2 separate regions of the Homo sapiens genome follow, and region 1 is linked to region 2. The links are chromatin loops, found by intact Hi-C in ENCODE. Cell type or tissue: HepG2. All regions are shown on one strand. Links, peaks and the distances in the headings refer to the core of each region. The heading gives the core; the rest is flanking DNA.

Region 1 (5,371 bases), core at 104-5,103, 150 kb before region 2:
TTGTGTACTGAAACGTTTTTTAAGCAGCTCTTCAAATATATTTAGATAACTCACACATTAAATTCTAAAATATAATTTTGATTAAAAATGCATGTATCAACGCTGGGCACAGTGGCTCATGGCTGTAATCCTAGCACTCTGTGAGGCCAAGGCAGGTGGATCACCTGAAGTCAGGAGTTCGAGACCAGCCTGGCCAACATGGTGAAACCCTATCTCTATTAAAAATCCAAAATTTAGCTAGGCGTGGTGGCGCATGCCTGTAATCCCAGCTACTCAGGAGGCTGAGGCAGGAGAATTGTTTGAACCCAGGAGGTGGAGGTTGTGGTGAGCTGAGATCGTGCCACTGCACTCTAGCCTGGGCAACAGAGTGAGACTCTGTCTCAAAAAAAATAAATAAATAAAATAAAAACGCATGTAACAATGAGTAGCATTAACATGCCAAATCAGGTTTCCAGCGGAGAGTCCAGAAACGCTAGGAAACCTCATCTGCAGAGAGTTGGAATGAAAAGTCATCTCTCCTCTGGTTACCGTGGATCAGGGGCACTCTATTTGCATTCGTGGACTCCTGAAATTATATATAAAATCAAAAGATTTGGCCGGGCACGGTGGCTCACTTCTGTAATCCCAGCACTTAGGGAGGCTGAGGCAAGTGGATCACCTGAGGTCTGGAGTTTGAGACCAGCCTGGCCAACGTGGTGAAACTCTGTCTCTACTAAAAATACAAAAGTTAGCCAGGCATGGTGGCACGAGCACCTGTAATCCCAGCTACTCAGGTAACTGAGGCAGAAGAATCACTTGAACCTGGGAGGCGGAGGTTGCAGTGAGCTGAGATCGCACCACTGCACTCCAGCCTGGGCGAGAGAGCCAGACTCTGTCTCAAAAAAACCAAGCAACGAAACAACAACAACAAAAAATCAAAAGTTGTTTTTATGTGCATTTTTTCTGGACAAAGTAACCATAACCTTCATCAAACTATCAAAGCCTTTGCGAGCCAAACCTGTCCCCACCCCGGAAAAAAAACAATGAAGAATCCCCGCTGTTGACTGAGACTCTAACAGGCACGCGGATTACTTAACTCACATCTCCTTCAGACTTTCAGGGCCAGCAGGGATACGAGAATTCCCTAAGCTTAAATTACTCTAATATTCATTAACAACTCTTTAGAGTCATGATATTTAAAAAAACAATTTTTAAAAAGGAACTGTATAAAAATAGACACTTGGGAAGATTTTAAATGTACATGTCCATTGCGTGCAAGTGTGTACTTTTTCTTAATCGCTTCCTCTTGGCTTTCTCCGGTTAGTTTCACTTTCCCAGTACGCGGGATCTATTCCAGGTGGCCACAGCCATAGATTCCCACAGTGGGGGAAAAGCAACCATGTGAACAAGATTTCAGATGAAAGAGAAACCACAAATGATCAGTTCTGGGGCTGATTGCAAAAATTAGAGGCTGCCTTTCTTGGCTGTTTGAGAAATCCTCTAAGTCACTGGGTGCCCTTTCTAGTAGAAAGACCCACGTTCTGGCTGGGCGCGGTGGCTCATGCCTGTAATCCCAGCACTTTGGGAGGCTGAGGAGGACGGATCACTTGAACCCAGGAGTTCGAGAACAGCCTGGCCAACATGGCAAGACCCCGTCTCTGCAAAAAAATACAAAAATTAGCTGGGCATGGTGTTGCGCACCTGTAGTCCCAGCTACTCAGGAGGCTGAGGTGGGAGGATCACCTGAGTCAGGGCAGGTCAAGGCTGCAGTGAGCCCTGATGGTCACTGCACTCCAGCCTGGGTGACAAAATGAGACCCTGTCTCCAAAAAAAAAAAAACCGAACAAAACCTCCATTCTTACAAGACCCTCAAGGCAGCAAGGACGGGTTATTCCCTAAGCTGGAAAGGTGACCAGGGAGGCCTGCAGTGGCGACTCGGGAGGAGAGTGACCTCATCAAACAGCAACCTCATTGGCCCCGGGCTCCAGCAGAGAATCAGCTGGAGGCTGCACCCCCGCAAGTCCATGAGCAACCACCAGAAGCCATGAATTCAGCTCCCTTTGTGGAGTCTACAAAAGAATCTTTGTGCCCTGAAGTTGGTCATAAATACTTAACTTACCAGGCCGGGCACAGTGGCTCATGCCTGTAATCCCAGCACTTCGGGAGGCTGAGGCGCACGGATCACTTGAGGCCAGGAGTTCGAGACCAGTCTGGCCAACATGGTGAAACCCTGTCTCTACTAAAAATATGAAAATTACCCGGGTGTGGTGGTATATGCCTGTAATCCCAGCTGCTAGGGAGGCTGAGGCACGAGAATTGATTGAACCCAGGAGGCAGAGGTTGCAGTGAGCTGAGATCGCACCACGGCACTCCAGCCTGGGTGACAGAGTGAGACTCTGTCTAAATAAATAAAAATTAAAAAAAAAATAACTCATCAGGAAAACCCCTACAGGGGAAGGGGCTCTAACCCCTGGAAGATCCATAGTTTGGCCTCAGATGCGGGAGTGTGGTGAACTCCCAAGAAGTGTAGAAAATGGCATGTGTGTTTTTCTGGGAAGAGGCTCTATGACTTTAAACAGATTCTGAAGGGGCTTTGTGACTTCCTCAAAACACCTGGGACCCCAGTGATCTGTGTACCTGCAATCACTCTTTCCTTTTCAGAAAACCTACTTTTTCCCCCTCAATTCCTTCTCTAAGGATGTTGCAGAAAACTATTTAGGAGGCCTGACAGGGAAAATCTCACAAGCAAAACTTGTCCTGCAACCTTACTTTTATTGTTTAAAAAATTCTGTGTAAAAATAAATACTTTTCAACTCAAGTTAACTGGAGCAAATAGATCCAATTAAAAAAATAACATAAACACAAACAGGGTTTTCTACTTGCCCTGTTTCTGAAGTCATGACGTGAAAGAAAGGCAAACCCACCCAGGTGAGCCACAGATCGCAGAAAACACGAGCTGTCCAAGGAAGACCGCCCTCCTCTCTGAAGCAGTGCTCATCTTTTCAATAAGAAAACACCAGGCATCATATATTTAAATTTTAGAATATTTTAATGTCCATTTCTTCAGTGAATGCATTTTGAAATTATTAGAATTAACAATTTAAAAAGAGCAGATAAAAGGATATATGGAAAATGCAAACAGTCGGTTCTTGCTAATTCAATTTCAGATTCTAGGCATGATGTGATTTTCCAAACAACCAATTAAAAAAAACTCCTTACCTCGAAAATCTAGAAATTCAAATGCAGACGTGTCTTTGGAAACTACAAATGATTACAGCCCATGTGACAGGAAGCACGCGGCCTTCGGCTCTCCGGATCGTGTGCAAATGTGCAGGGGGAGCCCCCGCGGGTGACGTCAGTGTGGATGAAGTCACGGGTGTGGCAGAGCCTGTGGGGCTCTCAAGCTATTCGAGGGTTTTGTAACTGATGCTCTACATTTGTTTGCATTGGATAAAATTGTGTGTGCTTGTTTACCATATATATATATATATATATATATATATATATATATATATATATATGGATATATAATTCGATCTGAGCTGGGACTGAGAAGAAAATAGCAATTGCAACTCAAAGCAACTATTTACACACATTCAATGCTGAAGTATTGCTTCCTGCCCTAAGTTCCTAAGAGGTATTGCCACCCTGAAGCACGACCCATGCCGTCAGCAGCCCTCGTGCCAGCTGCTTAGAAACTCGTGTCTCCAGCACGATGTGCTCGCTGCCAACAGACAAGAGATGCACGGCGTTTCCGCTGCAGAGATTCTGTGGTTCTGCACTGAGGTATGCATCGGAGCAGGGGACGGGGAGGACCCGAGGGGCTTCGTGGCCCAGAGAGAACGTCTGCACTGGCTGTTTAGGAAGGCTCAGGGTGTTTGAAAGACAACGTTAAGCTCTGGGTGAGTCTGCACGGGGCTGAACCAGACTCCACTTTGCAGCTCCTTGGTTTCCCGGGGTGAGGAATCACAAACACCTTTGTGGTTGGGGAAGGAAATGGGCTTGATGGGGAAGAAGTGTGTGCGGAGAACTTTGCGGAGCATGTTCTGAGCGAGACAGCAAGGTCGTGAGCAAACGCCCAGCCCCTCAAAGCTACACAGCCTGGAGGGGAAAGGGGAGGGGAGGACATTCAAATATACACCTTAATACTGATGCAGAAAGAGCTTCATGTGACCACAATCCCCACGAACAAGGAAAGCATCAGGTAGTGTTTTTTAAGGAAAAAAAAAAATCTGCGGTGTTTTATAATACATTCTTTAGAAGCAAGAGGTATTGTCACAACCACCCTTTCTTCGGTATTGGAAGACCAGCAAACTGACAGTCACACCTGACAGGAAACCTTACAGCTAATGGGGGGAGGTGCCCTGGACTCTCAGGACGCCGGGACCCTGGCTCTGGCTGTCCTGATGGGTGGCCATCCCAGGCACCGCCCCTGGAGAGGTGGCGGGTCAGAATTGTGACTTCTTCATGCCGGGGAGGGCAATCTGTATGTCTCTGGGGAGGAGTAGTGATGATGGGGACTGATGCGGTGTGAAAACGAGACAGTGAGATTTGACAGCGGAAAGCAAAATGCACAGGGACAACGGGCAAGACTGACAAGGAGTGCACCCTGGGCCTCATCAGCGTCCCGGGGTCCCCTGAAAGACTGGCTACAACTCCGACCGGACAACTCGGGCGAGCTCACTTCCACACAAACTTCAGACTCAATATGGCAAAACATAATCAGACAGGACCAGCAGCCAACTGCCCGGACGGAGCTCCCCCACACCACCCTCGGGATTCCGCCCCTAACAAACCCCGCGTTTGCATCCAGATGCCTCTGTCCCTAGATACGGTGTGAGAACTCCATTTCAGAGCTGGAATTTGCTCCCCAGATTAAATCCTGCCACTGATAGGCCCTGTGCCATCTGAGAGCGGGAGGCAGCCAAGAAACTTCTGGAATTTGTGGAAGCCAAGATGGCACCGGTGCTGCCGGCACAGACCCCCGTGGTTCTGAGCTGGACCCCGGCAGGGAGGAGCCCCCGTGGGTGGCAGGGGCAGCTGGTGGGCTTCTCCTATTCCCCTAGCCTCAGAATTGCACTGGCCATGCTTTGAGGTCCCACTCAGACCCCTCTTGGGGTGGGGAGGTTGGGGGCGGCCCCAGGTGGCCAAAACACAAAAGAGACATCTGGTTACCTTCCTGGGAACTGCCCTCCCCTGTGGCTATGACCCCCCACCCTGAGGACCCAGCACCCCTCCCGGGAGCGCACATGCTTCCGGGTAAATAAATAAATAAATAAATGCAACCTCGGATGTTTATTTGGTATTTCCCTCTCCGATGAGTCAGCTTCCAGGACCAACACCTCCACTCCCGATGGGGAGACCCCTGGGTGGAGGGTCGGGGGTGAGAGGC
Region 2 (5,371 bases), core at 82-5,081:
TCTCTGCCATTTGCTATCTGAGAGGCTGTATTTCCACGTGCATAACAGATCCTGCTCAAGAATGCAGGTCAAGGCTGGGCGTGGTGGCTCACGCCTGTAATCCCAGCCCTTTGGGAGGCTGAGGCTGGTGGATCACCTGAGGTCAGGAGTTCAAGACCGGCCTGGCCTACATGGTGAAACCCCATCTCTACTAAAAATACAAAAATTAGCCGGGCGTGGTGGCGCACACCTGTAATCCCAGCTATTTGGGAGGCTGAGGCAGGAGAACCGCTTGAACCTGGGAGGCAGAGGTTGCAGTAAGCTGAGATCACGCCATGGCATTCCAGCCTGGGTGACACAGCCAGACTCTGTCTCAAAAAAAAAAAAAAAAAAAAAAAAAAAAGAATGCAGTGCAGGTCAACACAGAATTTCCAAGCAAGGAGACTGAGCTCTGCTAACGGGTTAGCATCCCAGTGGCAAGGGTTGCAGGCTTAGGTGGGGACAAGCTAACGGGGGAAGGAAGGGGAACACCTGAGCATGCAACTGAACCCCAAACCAACACCTGGCTAGGGTTCTGTCAGCTGGCAGGCCCGTGCTCAGGGTTAATGGGGCGCCCAGATTTCCGGCATGAGACAGGTGTTTGTTTGCAGAGGCTAACGCATACAGAATGCCTCCGTCCACTGTCGGTCTGTCGGCCCACCAGACAGGGTCTACATAGGAACTCCTCTAAGGCAAAGGTCTCGATCACAGAGGTGGCCAACAGGTGACAATCTGCCCAAATGCATACCAGCGGGTCTCCTCCCCAAGTTGCTCCACAAGCATAAAGTTTGGCTGGGGAAAAAAGCTTTTTTAATTTCTGCATCTGACAATGTGATCACTCCCTGGTATTCCCCTCTTCAGAGATATGACCATGGGTGTGGATGAGAGCGGAGGAGCATCTTCATTCTGTCTTCCTAATATTTACACGGGAAAAGAAGATGCCTGTAGATATTTTCTAACAGTTTCATTTTCTGTCTTTGTGACCCTGTATCTATGACAGGAAAAGCCAACAGCTCGAGATAACACGTCTCACCATTTTTTGCTTGTGGCCCAAGGCAGAATACAACAGCCACGGTTCCCTCAGGCCTAGCGGTTTCATCCCAAATGCTGTGGAAGGTCCCTCACCTTAATCAGACCGTTTCTTCATTTTTTTTTTTTTTTTTTTTTTTTTTTTTTGGCGACAAAGTCTCGCCCTATCGCCCAGGCTGGAGTGCAATGGCACGATCTCGGCTCACTGCAAACTCCACCTCCTGGGTTCGAACGATTCTCCTGCCTCAGCTTCCCAAGTGGCTGGGACTAAAGGCGCCTGCGACCACACCCAGCCAATTTTTGCATTTTCAGTAGAGACAGGGTTTCACCATGTTGGTCAGGCTGGTCTCAAACTCCTGACCTCCTGATCTGCCCACCTCGGTCTCCCAAAGTGCTGGGATTACAGGCATGAGCCACCACGCCCGGCCCATTTCTCCATATCTTTAATAACTGTCCCTCACACTTTTTTTTTTTTTTTTGAGACAGGGTCTCATTCTTGTCGCCCAGGCTGGAGTGCAATGGTGCAATCTTGGCTCACTGCAACCTCCGTCTCCCAGGTTCAAGCAATTCTCCTGCCTCAGCATCCCGAGTAGCTGGGATTACAGGTACCTGCCACCACACCTGGTTAATTTTTGTATTTTTAGTAAATATGGGGTTTCACCACGTTGGCCAGGCTGGTCTCAAACTCCTGACCTCAGGTGATCCGCCTACCTCGGCCTCCCAAAGTGTTGAGATTACAGGCATGAGCCACCATGCCTGGCCCCTCACTTTTTAGATTATTTCCAAAATCCTAGCAGTATGCTAAAAATTCCTGCAACCTTCTCCCAGTGACTGGCCACCCTAGATAAGATTTCTCACACTCGTACACCCCATCTGCTGTATCCCCTTCCTGCTTTATGTTTGTTCACAAAACACTTTTTCTATTTTACTTATTTATGGTTTGACTCCCCTGTTGTCCCCTCTATTAGATCTCCCCTATTTGAAGGCCTGGTTTTTGTTTCTTAGAGACAGGGTCTCACTCTGTCGCCCAGGCTGGAATGCAGTGGTGCAATCACGGCTCTCTGCAACCTCGACCTCGTGGGCTCCAGCGATCCTCCTATATTATTGACTTAAAAATTCTTGTCCCCTATTACAAGAGCAGGAATTGTTGTCTGTTTTGTTTACGGCTGTATTGCCAGAACCCAGAACCGTGCCTGGCACGGAGTAAATGATTTGCTGAATGAGTAAGCAAGCCAGGGGTTCCGGGCCTCTGTACTCTGCAAGTCCATCCTGCATTCTCCATTCATACCATAGCAACTTCAAAGGCCCCTCACCCATTCCTGACTCCACATTGTCGCCAAGTCACTTCCAGAAACTTAAAATGCCATTTCCCATTCACATGGTCAAGCCCTTCCCCTCCTGCCAGTCGTTTGTTTAAATCTGGCTTGCAGTCCCATCAAGCTGCTCTTCCTAATGCCACTCAGATCCCATCACCTCCATCACTGCTACTGTAACTTTGGATTGGGCCACCATCACCCCTACCTGGGATTTACTCGACACCTCATTAATCTCTTTCCAACCCACACTCACTAGCTCTGAAAGAGTGAACTTTCTAAAACTGCAAGTCAGATCACCTAAGCCCCCTGTTGAGTGGTTCCCTGACACCTATGGGGTCAAATGCAAACTCCTTCCCACGCTACCCATGGCCTTCCTTGTCCTGATGAACAACTAACAATCGTCCGCCCCCACAGAGAAGCACAGGGCCCAGCCATACCCACCTCTCCGCTCTGCCCTGGTGCTCTTCTGTCCACCTGGAGAGCCACAGCCTGATCTCAGGACCCAGCTCCAGCAGGAGCCCCCTCTAAAGCGCTCCCCACTCCCGAACATACTCCACAACATTTTTAACTGTGAGCTCACGGAGGTTGGGAACTATTAACGCAGGTCAGACGCGCCCCAAAGTGGGGCCGAGCCCAAGAGGGTTCTTGGCTTTGCCCAGGAAATAATTCAAGGGTGAGCCGGTGGCAGGAAAGAAAACACCTTTATTGAAGAGGCAGGCAGTGTTATACGGCTCCATGACTGCTCCTGCAGAGCTGGGCTTTCCCAAAGGCGGAAAGTAGCAGCTCAGGGCAGTTTTGCAATCATACTTATACCTACTTTTTTTTTTTTTTTTTTTTTTTTTTGAGACGCAGTCTCGCCTAGGCTGTCGCCCAGGCTGGAGTGCAGTGGACATGATCACAGCTCACTGCAACCTCCACCTCCTGGGTTCAAGCGATTCTTCTGCCTCAGCCTCCCGAGCACCTGGGATTACAGGCGCACACCACCACACCAGGCTAATTTTTGTATTTTTAGTAGAGACGGGGTTTCACTATATTGGCCACACTGGTCTCCAACTCATGACCACAGGTGATCCACCCGCCTTGGCCTCCCAAAGTGCTGGGATTACAGGCATGAGCCACTGCGCCCAGCCTTACCTTATACCTACTTTTAATTTCCTGTAGAGTAAAGGTAGGCTTAGGCAGACACTTCTAGGAAAAGGGTGGTGGCTTTTGGGTTGTCAGGTCACGGCCATGGAAAGAGGCAGTAACTCCGGGTGTGGCCATGGCGACAGTAAACTAACAAGGCACACTGGTGGGCGTGCCTTGCAGAACGCTGCTTCTGCCCCATCCCTGTATCAGCTAGTCCTCAATTCGGTCTGGCATCTGAACCCCGCCTCTGGAGTCGAGTCCCACCTCCTACCTCACGATCACGGATCCTGCTCCACGATCACGGATCCTGCTCCACATCCACAGTGCCAGGTGCACAGTCAGTGCCAGGGGCACGACACAGATTTCAGAGTGAAGGAATGTGCAGAAATCATGAAACTACCCTTCTGCAAAGCCTGTTCGGATAAATTTGAATGAGAGGAGCTTCCTTCTGTGCTCCCAGGCTAGTTCTAGAAGCCCCTTCTCATTCTATGGATGCCCATTCCTGCAGGGCCGCTACTGGCTGCTTTTTAACCCTGGGATCAGAAAAGGGGGTAAGAGGGAAAGGCTAATACACCCAGTATTGGGGTTTTTTTTGTTTTTGTTGTTGTTGTTTTTTAAGACAGAGTTGCTCTGTCGCCCAGGCTGGTGTGCAGTGGCGCAGCCTCGGCTCACTACAACCTTCTCTTCCCGGGTTCAAACAATTCTCCTGCCTCAGCCTCCCGTAATACCCAATATTGTATAGAGAAAACATCTGCCACCAGCCCAAAGGCAGAGGCTAAAATCGATCTTACATGTAGATAAGCTTAACTATGTGTGTGAAAGGGTCTTCTACAAACTGTGCTGTCATCTCAATTTAGCTTTGTAAGGACAGTTTCCAAAAGGGCCAGGAAGTTGTGTAGACATACTCTATTCCTGGAGTCCTATCCACAAAGGTTTGTAAAATGAGCTCAAGAAAACAAAATCGTGGTCTCAGAGAAAGAGCTAAAGGAAAGAATATCACTTTTAAAAAATCAGCAGCTAAGCTAAGCCTTCTATCTTCCCTACTCCCTACAGTACTAAAACTTTTATAAATATACAATGTACACAAATGTCAAGAAAAGTTAATTTACCAAATTTACACTATTTGAGGTTTAAAAAAAAAAAAACACAAACTCACTCTAGCATTTTTTTTTTTTGGCTCTGTGTCTGAGACCCCTGATCTACAAACTTAAAAATAAAACTACTCATAAATTCACAAAATAGGTATTCAATGACTTGGCAATTTCCAAACATATTTAATAATTACACCCTCTTCATTTTTGAAATTCGAGTAATACAGCATACAAAGTACAGCTTACAAAACGTTCTCATTGTCCTCTGGGCCAACATATTTAATTTAACGTACTGCCGCCCAGCTCCACCGTCCCACAGTCTCCAAGGACAGAGCTCACAACACCTGGGCCCTAAAAATGCCAAGGTGGCAAGCAGGGGGTTACACCCACAGCCCCGTCCACTGACACCTTCAGACTCAAGAGCGAGTGCCACCGCCCTAAACGGAAAGACACTCATCACGGCAGCATCTTTCAAGTGAACAGAAAGTGTAGTTTCTGACCTTGTTAACATAGTCCTTAAAGTGCTCTAGGTTAGGGGAATTCTCGGGTGAAAATAGTTTTCGTCTACATCCATAAAATCTTCAACAGCAAAGTTAGTAAAATAAAGAAAAATCAGAAGAAAGATGATGTTCCCTTGCCAGAGAACAAATACATAAAAGATACAGGAGCTCAGATCACAAGCCAGAGAAAGAGAATGCCAACTGGACACATAGGATGATCTCACACCAACGACCTATGCAGGCCCTACCTCAACCACTGGACGTCTCTGACTGACACTATTACTTCTGC

What was found. Hi-C counts contacts between places; a loop is a spot of excess contacts. Peaks named below come from ENCODE experiments on the same cell type or tissue, not always from the same donor. Only the 100,000 strongest peaks of a DNase experiment are listed, where the experiment ranks them.
Region 1: it touches region 2 in a loop (2.5-fold over the local background); 7 of 110 quality-filtered maps call a loop at or near these places.

The regions. Positions count from the first base shown.
Region 1 is chr16:3,959,644-3,965,014 of GRCh38, forward strand. ADCY9 (adenylate cyclase 9) reads right to left here. Exons shown (of 11, transcript NM_001116.4): 11 at 3,010-5,371. Among named protein-coding and RNA genes, the nearest start is that of TRIDDENT, 12 kb to the left of the region's middle. RefSeq lists an enhancer at 1,901-2,400. In HepG2, for the core only: no CTCF peak of the experiment used is centred there; DNase peaks (open chromatin) are centred at 1,318 and 1,998; H3K4me3 peaks cover 1,538 bases.
Region 2 is chr16:4,107,197-4,112,567 of GRCh38, forward strand. The region is part of intron 2 of ADCY9 (adenylate cyclase 9); the gene reads right to left. Among named protein-coding and RNA genes, the nearest start is that of ADCY9, 6.6 kb to the right of the region's middle. RefSeq lists an enhancer at 1,246-1,745. In HepG2, for the core only: no CTCF peak of the experiment used is centred there; DNase peaks (open chromatin) are centred at 2,275 and 3,635; H3K4me3 peaks cover 2,259 bases.